Linked DNA regions of Homo sapiens: region 1 is linked to region 2. A link is an interaction called in ENCODE POLR2A ChIA-PET data of the cell type or tissue named here. Cell type or tissue: B cell. All regions are shown on one strand. Each heading gives the region's core, and the rest is flanking DNA. Links, peaks and the distances in the headings are about the cores only. Region 1 holds the start of LOC124905031 (a long non-coding RNA gene). Region 2 has its middle 42 kb from the start of LINC00322.

Evidence for each region. ChIA-PET counts read pairs that join two places held together with the same protein. Peaks named below come from ENCODE experiments on the same cell type or tissue, not always from the same donor. Only the 100,000 strongest peaks of a DNase experiment are listed, where the experiment ranks them.
Region 1: POLR2A ChIA-PET joins it to region 2 with 7 read pairs; 4 of 35 experiments call an interaction of 5 or more read pairs at or near these places.

What each region holds. Positions count from the first base shown.
Region 1 is chr21:43,710,018-43,715,384 of GRCh38, forward strand. It overlaps LOC124905031 (a long non-coding RNA gene), which reads right to left and starts at 2,258. Exons shown (of 2, transcript XR_007067895.1): 1 at 1,338-2,258; 2 at 699-1,021. RefSeq lists enhancers at 1,124-2,005, 2,071-2,692. In B cell, for the core only: no CTCF peak of the experiment used is centred there; no DNase peak of the experiment used is centred there; H3K27me3 peaks cover 245 bases.
Region 2 is chr21:43,287,281-43,292,647 of GRCh38, forward strand. No RefSeq gene overlaps it. Among named protein-coding and RNA genes, the nearest start is that of LINC00322, 42 kb to the right of the region's middle. RefSeq lists a silencer at 3,189-3,483. In B cell, for the core only: no CTCF peak of the experiment used is centred there; a DNase peak (open chromatin) is centred at 3,341; H3K27me3 peaks cover 659 bases.

The sequences.
Region 1 (5,367 bases), core at 98-5,097, 420 kb after region 2:
CACCCGTAATCTGAGCACTTTGGGAGGCCGAGGCAGGCAGATCACTTGAGCTCAGGAGTTTGAGACCAGCTTGGGCGACATGGTGAGACCTCTTCTCTACAAAATAAAAAAAGAGTACAAAAATTAGCCCGGCATGGTGACACACGCCTGTAGTACCCGCTACTCAGGAGGCTAAGGCGGGAGGATCACTTTAGCCCAGGGGACAGAGGTTGCAGTGAGCTGATGTGTGCTACTGTACTGCACTCCAGCCTGGGTGGTAGAGCAAGACCCTATTTAAAAAAAAAAAAAGGAAAAAAGGCTGGGCGCAGTGGCTCATGCCTGTAATCCCAGCACTTTGGGAGGCTGAGGCGGGCGGATTACTTGAGGTCAGGAGTTCGAGACCAGCCTGGCCAACATGATAAAACCCCATCTCTACTAAAAATACAAAAATTAGCCGGGTGTGGTGGCAGGCGCCTGTAATCCCAGCTACTCGGGAGGCCGAGGCAGGAGAATCACTTGAACCTGGGAAGTGGAGGTGTCAGTGGGCCAAGATCACGCCACTGCACTCCAGCCTGGGCAACAGCAAGACGAAAGAGAAAGAGAGAAAGGGAGAAACAGAGGAGAGAAAACAAAGGAAGGAAGGGAAAGAAAGAAAAGAGAGAAGGAAAGAAAGAGAGAGAGAAAGAAAGAGAGGAAAGAAAGAAAGAAATCCTTGTATATTTAGGACTCAAATCCTTTATTGATGTTTTGTACGATTTAAAGATTCCTTTGGTGGTGGGACGCAATACAGTGACACTCAGCTAGAGGAGAGGCAGAAGCCTGTGTATTGATGTTTTATAAGATCTAAAGATTCTTTTGGTGGTGGGACGCAATACAGTGACACTCAGCTAGAGGACAGGCAGAAGCCTGTGTGACTTACAGCTCTAACAAGAGGCCGCCGCCAGGCAGGGTCACACGGGGGATTGTGCCTCGGACGTCAGTGGACTGGACACAGCCCAGGAGAGAATCTGCAAGCTGAGGACATGTCCATAGACTTCCCCAACTGAAATGCAAGGAGAAAAAAGAGTAAAAATAACTGAACAGAATATCCTAGAACTACGGGACAATTATAGAAGGTAATTTACACACTCATAATGGCAATACCAGAAGAGGAGAGGGAGAAAGGGATAGAAGAAATATTTGAAGTAATAATGGCTTCTCATTTTTCAAAATTGGTGTCAGACACCAAACCACAGATCTAGGAAGCTTAGAGAACACTAAGTACAACAAATGCCAAAAAATAGGAACTTTGGCATGTCGTATTCAAACTGCAGGAAACCAGAGACAGAATATCTTGAAAGATGTCGGAGGGAAAGTACCTTCCTATAGAGGAACAAGAATACGGATCACACTGGACTTCCATCAAAAATCATGTGATCTGGGTACTGGAAGCTACATGTAAAGAAGAAATTCATGCTCACGCCTGTAATCCCAGCACTTTGGGAGGCCGAGGCGGGCGGATCACGAGGTCAGGAGATCGAGATCATCCTGGCTAACACGGTGAAACCCCATCTCTACTGAAAATACAAAAAAATTAGCCAGGCGTGGCAGTGGGTGCCTATAGTCTCAGCTACTCGGGAGGCTGAGGCAGGAGAATGGCGTGAACCCGGGAGGCGGAGCTTGCAGTGAGCCGAGATCGTACCACTGGCACTCCAGCCTGGGCGACAGAGACTCGGTCTCAAAAAACAAAACAAAACAAAAACCCAAAAGAAGAGGCACCTGAGCCGCTTGCTTGAGCCTGCTCCCACTCTGAAATGTCTTCAGTAAATCTGTGCTTTCCTTGCTTCTCCTGTTGCTTTCTCTTTCATGGCTTGGCTCTTTTGTTACTTTGTGCATTTTGTTAAAGCATCCCCCGCTAACTAAGACACCGCTCAGGGTCGGGCACAGTGGCTCACACCTATAATCCCAGCACTTTGAGAGGCCGAGGCAGGTGGGTCACCTGAGGTCGGGAGTTCAAGATCAGTCTGACCAACACGGAGACCCCATCTCTACCAAAAATACAAAAAAAAAATTAGCTGGGCGTGGTGGCACATGCCTATAATCCCGGCTACTCAGAAGGTTGAGGCAGGAGAATCACTTGAACCCGGGAGGCGAGGGTTGCGGTGAGCCGAGATCACGCCATTGCACTCCAGCCTCTGCCCAACAAGAGCGAAACTCCGTCTCAAAAAAAAAAAAAAAAAGAAAGAAAGAAAAAAAAAAGAGACACCGCTCAAACTTCTGGCCAAACACAAATCCTGAATGACTTTTAACATCCTTTATGGTAATTAAGGAACCCTGTGGTGCTGGGAGGCAGTTGCTCAAACAACCTCTGGGCATGGTCTGCTGGCAAGGGCATTTCATTTGCCGCCAGGGTGTGGACGGACATTTATTTACACAGTCATACCTGAGACAGAGTAGGGACGGGCTGGCTCGGTTAACCCCCCACTAGAGCATTCTCTCATGCCTTCCACGGATCACACACCCCACGCCACTACCTGGCTTGACACCAAACTCGCTAACCCTGAGACTTTGGTCATACAAGGAAAACAGCCGTTTATAGTGCTCTTCTGTGCTCTTGTAATATTTAACCAGGCCTTTTACTTAAAGAATTTCAGGAACTGGCCTTAAAAGATCCAGAATATCAACCAAGGTTGTAGAATGTCCCCACCTTGGAAAGGAATGCTGAGCAACAGATTTACAGCCTCGCTGCCCCAGCCAGCCAGCTAGCTGGCCCATGACTCAAAATAACCGTCGCAACCAGAAGTGCTGATCAGCCTGTCCCAGTCCTCGGAGGCCTTCCCCAGCCCAGCCTGCACACCCTACCCTGATATCAGTTTCCACCCTTTGCCTGACAAAAAGTCCTAACCAACTCCTTTCCAGGACTCAGTCAGGGACTCTCTCTCCCTTGGGCCGCCTCCCTTATGCCTGGACATAAGCTCCAATGAAGCCTTGTCTGGGAAAACTCTTTTGGCCCCATGTCAATTTCCATTGCATTGAGAGCCCAAGAACTCATGGTTGGTAACATATCCATTCCTGTGTCCAAATGGAAAGCCTTCTATTTTGTTTTGTATTTTATTTTATTTTTTGAGACAGGTTCTTGCTCTGTTACCCAGGCTGGAGTACAATGGCACAATGATGGCTCACTGCAGCCTCAATCTTCTGGGCTCAAGTGATTCTCCTGCATCAGCCTCCCAAGTAGCTGGATCCACAGGCACGTGCCACCACGCCTGGCTAATTTTTTTTTTTTTTTTTTAGCAGAGATGGGGTCTCACTATATTGCCCAGGCTGGTCTTAAATTCCTGGGCTCAAGCGGTCCTCCTGCCTCAGCCACCCAAAGTTCTAGGATTGCAGCCATGAACTACTACCACTGGCTGAAAGCAAGCTTTTTTTTTTTTTTTTTTTGAGATGGAGTCTCGCCCTGTTGCCCCAGGCTGGAGTGCAATGGCACCATCTCAGCTCACTGCAACCTCTGCCTCCCCGGTTCAACCAATTCTCCTGCCTCGGCCTCCCAGGTAGCTGGGATTACAGGCACGTGCCACCACACACAGCTAATTTTTTGTATCTTTAGTAGAGATGGGGTTTCACCATGTTGGCCAGGCTGGTCTCAAACTCCTGACCTCGTGCTCTGCACATCTCAGCCTCCCAAAGTGCTGGGATTATAGGCATGAGCCACCGTGCCAGGCAAAAGCAAGCTTTTAAAAAAAGTATTGATAACATGACGTGTGGTCACCATAACCATGGTCATGTAAAACAAAAATAAAATTCTGAGGCCCCCCAACCATCTGAATGGACTTCCTCCTCAGCCAGGGAACTCTGAAAATTTAACCTGAGAGACTGGTTCAGGCCATGATGGGAAGTGGGGATGGGATGTGCCTTATTCTACCTCTCCAGCATTAACATCAATGCAGACTTCAAGTCTGATAAGAAACATTTGACAACCCATTCTCTCTAAAGCCTGCTACCTGAAGGCTTCCTTTGAAAGTAAGAGCTTCAGTCTCTACAATCGTTGATCTTAACAGACGTTCCTTTCTATTGATCCCAGGTCTTTTTTTCTTTTTTTTTTTTGAGGCGGAGTCTCGCTCTGTCACCCAGGCTGGAGTGCAGTGGCGTGATCTCGGCTCACTGCAAGCTCCGCCTCCCGGGTTCGCCATTCTCCTGCCTCAGCCTCCCAAGTAGCTGAGACTACAGGCTCCCGCCACCACGCCCAGCTAATTTTTTGTATTTTTAGTAGAGATGGGGTTTCACCGTGTTAGCCAGGATGGTCTCGATCTCCCGACCTCTTGATTCGCCCACCTCAGCCTCCCAAAGTGCTGGGATTACAGGTGTGAGCCACCGCGCCCGGCCAGTCCCAGGTCTTTAAATAAACTCAACCAATTGTCAACCAGAAATTTTTTTTTTTTTTTTTTTTTTTGAGAGGGAGTCTCACTCTGTCGCCCAGGCTGGAATGCAGTGGCGTGATCTCGGCTCACTGCAAGCTCCGCCTCCTGGTTCACGCCATTCTCCTGCCTCAGCCTCCGAGTAGCTGGGACTACAGGCGCCAGGCTAATTTTTTTGTATTTTTAGTAGAGATGGGGTTTCACATGTTAGCCAGGATGGTCTCGATCTCCTGACCTTGTGATCCGCCCATCTCGGCCTCCCAAAGTGCTGGGATTACGGGCATGAGCCACCGTGTCTACTCTGTCAACCAGAAAATTTTTAAATCTACTTATAAGCTGGAAATCCCCCCAACCCCCTTCAAGTTGTCTCACATTTCTGGACAAAACCAATGTATTTTTTTTTTGAGACAGAGTCTCGCTCTGTCACCCAGGCTGGAGTGCAGTTGCGCGATCTTGGCTCACTGCAATCTCCTCCTCCTAGGTTCAAGTGATTCTCCTACCTCAGCCTCCTGAGTAGCTGGGACTACAGGTGCCCGCCATCATGCCTGGCTAATTTTTATATTTTTAGTAGAGACAGGGTTTCACCATATTGGCCAGGCTGGTTTTGAACTCCTGACCTTGTGATCCTCCTGCCTTGGCCTCCCAAAGTGCTGGGATTACAGGCATGAGCCACCATTCCTGGCAAAACCAATTTTTTTTTTTTGAGATGGAGTCTTGCTCTGTCGCCCAGGCTGGAGTCCAGTGGTGTGATCTCGACTCACTGCAACGTCTGCCTCCTGGGTTCAAGTGATTCTCCTGCCTTAGCCTCCTGAGTTGTCGGGATTACAAGCACACACCACCATGCCCAGCTAATTTTTGTATTTTTAGTAGAGACAGGGTTTTGCCACGTTGGCCAGGCTGGTCTTGAACTCCCAACCTCAGGTGATTCGCCCACCTTGGCCTCCCAAAGTGCTGGGATTACAAGTGTAAGCCACCATGCCCAGCCCAAAACCAA
Region 2 (5,367 bases), core at 225-5,224:
CCATTCGATCGCACGTGTAGATTCATGAAGCCACCGCCCAGTCCAGGGTGTCCCATCACCCAGCTATCTCTCTCGGGCTCCCCCTTGCTGGTCTCCTCCCCCGAACCATCCTCAACCCCTAGCAACCACTCCTTTGTTCTCCAGTGCCACACTTGGTCATTTCGAGACAGTGGTATATACAGAATCAGGCAGAACGTGACCTTTTGGGACTGGCCTTTTTGCTTAGTGCAATGCCCGTGACATCGGGCAGGTGGGTGTGTGCAGTAGCTCACCTCTTCCTACCGCTGTATTCCAGACACCACGGTGTGTTTAGCCGGTCACCTGGTGAAGGACATCTGGGTTGGCTGTGTCCGGTTTGGGGCTGTTATAAATAAAGATGCATGAACACTCGTGTGCCCTTTTCGGTGTGATCAGAAGTTTTTATTTCCTAGGGATAAATGCCCAAGAGTACAATTGCTGGGTCATGGTAATAGACTTAGTTTTTAAAGAAACTGCCAAAGCCTGGCCTACCATCCTTCCCTTCCCAGTGCACCCACAGGAGGTGTCATTTTACATTCCCAGAAGCAGGATATGAGTCTGTTCTGTAATGCACAGATACTACTGATATTATTTTGCTTGCGATCAAATTGTACCTGCTGTTTTATAATGGGCTTGTGTCCCTTGATATGATCTTATGAGCATTTCTCACACGTATTTTCCTACAGCTCCTTTAAAATTGCTGAATAAGGCAGCACGTGGGTAAACAGCCCCAGGGCCCAGTCCCACAGGGCTTACTTAAGCGCGTGTCCACTCCATGGCCGCACCCGTGCATCTGCTGCGGAACCTGGCGGGCACAATGCTAGGGGTGGGGCTGGAGTCACCGAGACTTGGTCCTGCTCCATGGGACTTAGAGCTGGTCCACAGATGAACACGTTGATCACAGACCAGGAGTGCTGTGGGCGAGACTACACAGAGTCCCGAGTATAAGCCGTGTTAGGTCAGGGAGAGTGCCCACCCATGTGATGTCTGGGCTGAGGTCTGGAGAAAATGCAAGCGTTCAATAGGCTGGGGCAGGGGAGGGCTGGCTGTGCGCGCTCTATCTTCGTCAAATCTATTTTATCTAATCATTTGCAAAAGCAAATAACACGAGCTCTCTGTCCCGGGACAGGCACACAGCTGTTGACTTTGTTCACTGTTTTGTGCCCCTCACAAGCATGAACTGGGCATGACTCAGGCATTTGCAGAAAGAATGTCAAATGTCACCCAGAATATCACTGTATACAAGAGGTCTTTGCACACAGCTCCAATATTTTGCTTAGAGGTCAATCTCTGGAAGTTAAATGGCTTGTTGCTGAATGCTGCATACATTTCCAAGGTCTAGATACTGTTCTAAACCTTAGTGACTGCTCATTTACACTCTGGACCCTAGACTTCGGCGAGCACCCTCTCTAGATGGCCACACCATGAGTGTCTCACCAGGGCTCAGGGGCTGCCTATCCCCTTCCCTCCTGAGCTGGGCCCCCAAATCCTAAGGCTGGGTGTATATGGCCAAGTGCAGATGGAGGCAGGCTCTGTTTTCAGGAGCAGGACCTGATCCAAGTTTATTACCAAATTAAATACTCCTCCCCCCTCCTCATCGTAGACCAAGGCACAGGATTTGTTTGGAGCTTGGGGTGGGGAGGGAGGTGAAATGATGGGAGGGTTTCCACATGGGGTGGAGAGGGCAGGGTGCTCCACTCTGCAGCTTACAGATAGAGGCAAAAATCAATAGGGCTTGACTTTGGTGTCCCCCTTCTGGACCTGCAGGTGGATTCCCACCAACTGATCAGCCTTGCCAGGGCTTTCTGGGAGCCTGTCTGGTGGGAAGGAGCTCCCACAGCAGTGGTGATGGAGAAGGTCCCAGCTCTACAGATCCTAGGCCCATGAGATGGATAGAGATGGTACAGAGAGAGGGAAAGGCCCAGAAGCCTCTGAAGGACAGCAGGGCACAGTCTGCCATCTCACCTGGCAGGGGCCCAGGTACCTGAGCACCGAGAGGCAGGTTTGCACTCGGCACCTGTCTCTAAGACTCTCCCAACACACTTACCTTTGTCTTTGCACACTGGCCCTGGGCAGTGTGGCAAGGTGGTTCTGCATGAACACAGGCTTATAGTATCGTGGTCATCAAAGATGGCCCTACCAATTCTCCCTCCCCAGCACAACTGCATACTGCCCCTCACACCGAGAGACAGAGTGTAAATCCCTGATCCTGGATTCCCCATTAATGGCTTTGACTAAAACAATGCAGCAGAAGTGACATCCTGAGATTTCCACACCCAGATCTTAAGAAAACTAGGCTTCCACTTCCTGCAGATGGGAACCTGGCTGCCATACTGTGAGGGAGTCCAAGCAGCCACATGGAGAGGCCCAGTCAGTGGAGGACCAGGCCTCCCACCAGCAGCCCAGCTGAGCTGCTGTAGGAGTGAGGCCATTTGGGACCTTCCAACCATCCCTGCACCCAGTGGCACTGTGGAAGCAGGAGAACCCCCAAGTCAATCTGTTCTGGAGTCGTTTGTTATTGAGCAATGAATAACTGTATCAGAAATTGATGTGGCAGTGTTCTTTTAAGAATAACTTAATTTAGGATTTCAGATTTTGCTCATTTATAAGGAGCATTCACCCAGTTTCCAGAAATGATTCAACTAGAGCCTGGAGACGTGGGTCACCTTCCTCTTGGTGAAGCCAGTGACACTTCTCAGATTGAGTCTGGGCCATTTTCAAAGCAATAGCATCTGGCAAAGGCCCAGTGGCCAGGGCGTCTCCTCCCTGGAGACCCGCCTGATTTCAGTAGCTCCTTCCTGACGCTGTTTTGGGGCCGGTGTGAGAGGCCCCCATGGCTGCCTTGGGAGGGTCCCCACAAGCTCAGGCGGGTTGAGGGGGGCGGCTTCCTGGCAATGAACTTGAACCTTCAGATCAGGGAGGGTCTCCCTTTTCCTCTGGAGCAGGCCCCACTGGAAACCTTACTGCAGTTGGGACTTCCCTGCTGGCCCTTGGCCCTGGAGAGGGGGTGTCCTCCCTGGTGGGTCCCATTGTGTTTGCAGTTTCCAGGCAGTTTCTGGCACACTGGCCTTGGACCCCCAGGCTGGGAGCCATGGCGTGCACACAAAACGACCTTCATCTCCTGCTTCTGCTTGGCAAGCTACCCGGGAGGTTTTATTTTCCACTGAAGTTGCTTCCCGATTATGGGCATCCCTGTCCATTCAAGACCCTTTTCAAAGCCTTGCTAATTGCCCCCCAGAGCCCCACCCGCATCCCAGCAGCAAGCCCAGGCCAGCTGTTCTTTTGATCTCGAAAGGCAAAAGAGGAAGCGGAGAAAGGCTGTTTGCAGGCCAACTGTGCGCACAGGTGTGAGGGAGCTGTCCAGCTTCCACTCCGTCATTTCCCCATGAGATTGGTCTTTCTGGCTTAATCCTCCTCCTGGGCCCTCCCCTGTGCCCCCCTCTCAGAGCTGGATGGTGGCCGCCCTGACAGTCCTCATCACACCCGGGGCTCTCAGATGGGAGCAGGAAGGGCTGGCGCCCCAGCCACCTCGGCCCCTCTTCCAGAGGGTACCACAAGAACCCAGATGGCCACGGCTGTCCCTGTCCAGGCAGCAGTCCGCGTACACAACGCACTCCCCTGAGTGTGATCCCCTCAAACTCCCACGACGCCCACCCGAGGTGAATGCTGCTGTTACTCCCGCTTTCCAGAGAAAACAAACTCAGGGAAGGCACAAAATACATTGCGACTCACAGCCGGCCGCTGGCAGGAGCCAAGGTGCTGCTGGGGCCACGGTGCCCACGGCCCGTGCCCGGGTGCTGACACTGTCCCCACCGCCTTCCTCCCGGCGGCCATGACCCCAATCCACAGCGGTCACCGGCAGGGGCAGTGGTGGACCAGGGCCTGGCTCAGCCTCACTGTGCCAGGGCCCCTCGCCGTACAGAAGGAACTGGGACATCCTCATAGGGTCGGCCGGAGTGTCACAGTGGACACAAGGCCCCAGGCAGTGTCCCCCTGGAAAGCACCTCCAAGGGCTGCTGTGACCCCCACACCACGTCCTGGAGGAGGGGCAGATCCCCCCACAGGAGGGACATGGTCTCTCTTCCTAATCCCCGGCATCAACTCTGATTCTTTTTACCGAGAGAGACCCGTTCCCACCCTCCTGGGGTTGGCCTCACTCAGAGAAGAGGGCAGAAGGAAAGTGAGTGTGTGGGACCCTGGAGGCCATGGTGAACATGCCCGTGAGTCCCCTCAGGCCAGGGTCCTCAGCCAGGGTCCTCGGGTTCTCGTTTGGACTTGTTTATGAGCCCCCAAGGCACACTTATTAGGAGTGAGAGCTTGGGCCCCCGGCACTCTCAGCCAGGCACCTGCCGTGAACTGGGCATCGCCAGGAGCCACCAGACAGGTTCCCAGGCTGTCAGGAAGGGCCTTGATCAGAGGTGCAGGGGCCGGGCACTTCATGCCTGCCCTCCTCCCTGCAGCCCAAGCTCTAGTCCCAGGTCAGAGGATTTCTTCCAGTGACCCTCCGGGGGCACAGGAGAGGTTGGGCAGGCTGGAGCTGGGTGAATGGTGCACAGAACCCTTTTGGGGAACAGCGGCCCCCAGGAAGGCCGGGCCCAGGCAGCGGTGGCTGGCAGATGGCCACTTCTAGCATTTGGATGTGAGGTGTTGGTAAATGAGCCCCTGGGAGACATTTTTTGGAAAAAAAAAAACCACACCTCCATATGTCAAGTTGCACAAGTTTTAGGTTGACCTCCCTCCGGGAAGGGGGTCTGCCCGAAGGTTCCTCAGACTTTGAGCACATTACCTTCCCCCCAGAGGCCAAAGTCCCTGCCAGGCAATGGGAGGGCTGTCACCACAGAGTCCTCTTAGGGAGGGCCAGGGCCACTGATGGGACCCTCCACTCACAGAGTGTCCACACCCACCCACCCACAAGGGCCCGCCAGGCGGGAGACTCGTCAAAGCTCCAGGCACACTAGGCTGCCCAGCCCATGGTGTCCCCATCACCTGCCGCCTCTGGCTGGGGTAGAGCCTTTTAGCTATGGCCAGACCTGCTCTGCAGATTCCAACAAGGCCTCATGTCCCAGCAACGGTGGCGTCCCTGCCAAAGGGGACGGGAGCTGAGCAAGGGTCTTCACTCCCTCGTGCCACCCCTCCGGCCTCTAGGAAAGTGCTGATAGCAAGGCCGAGGACAGCAAAGCCGAGACAGCAAGGCCGAGACAGCAAGGCCGAGACAGCAAGGCCGAGGACAGCGCTCCGGGAATGAAAGCGAAGCTCCAGTGGTTGCTCCAAGACGTGGGTCTGGTGGGAGCAGAGTGGGCTGTTTTTGGAGCTTCTCCCCTGCGATGTGAAGGCAGGAGCAAGGGCAGC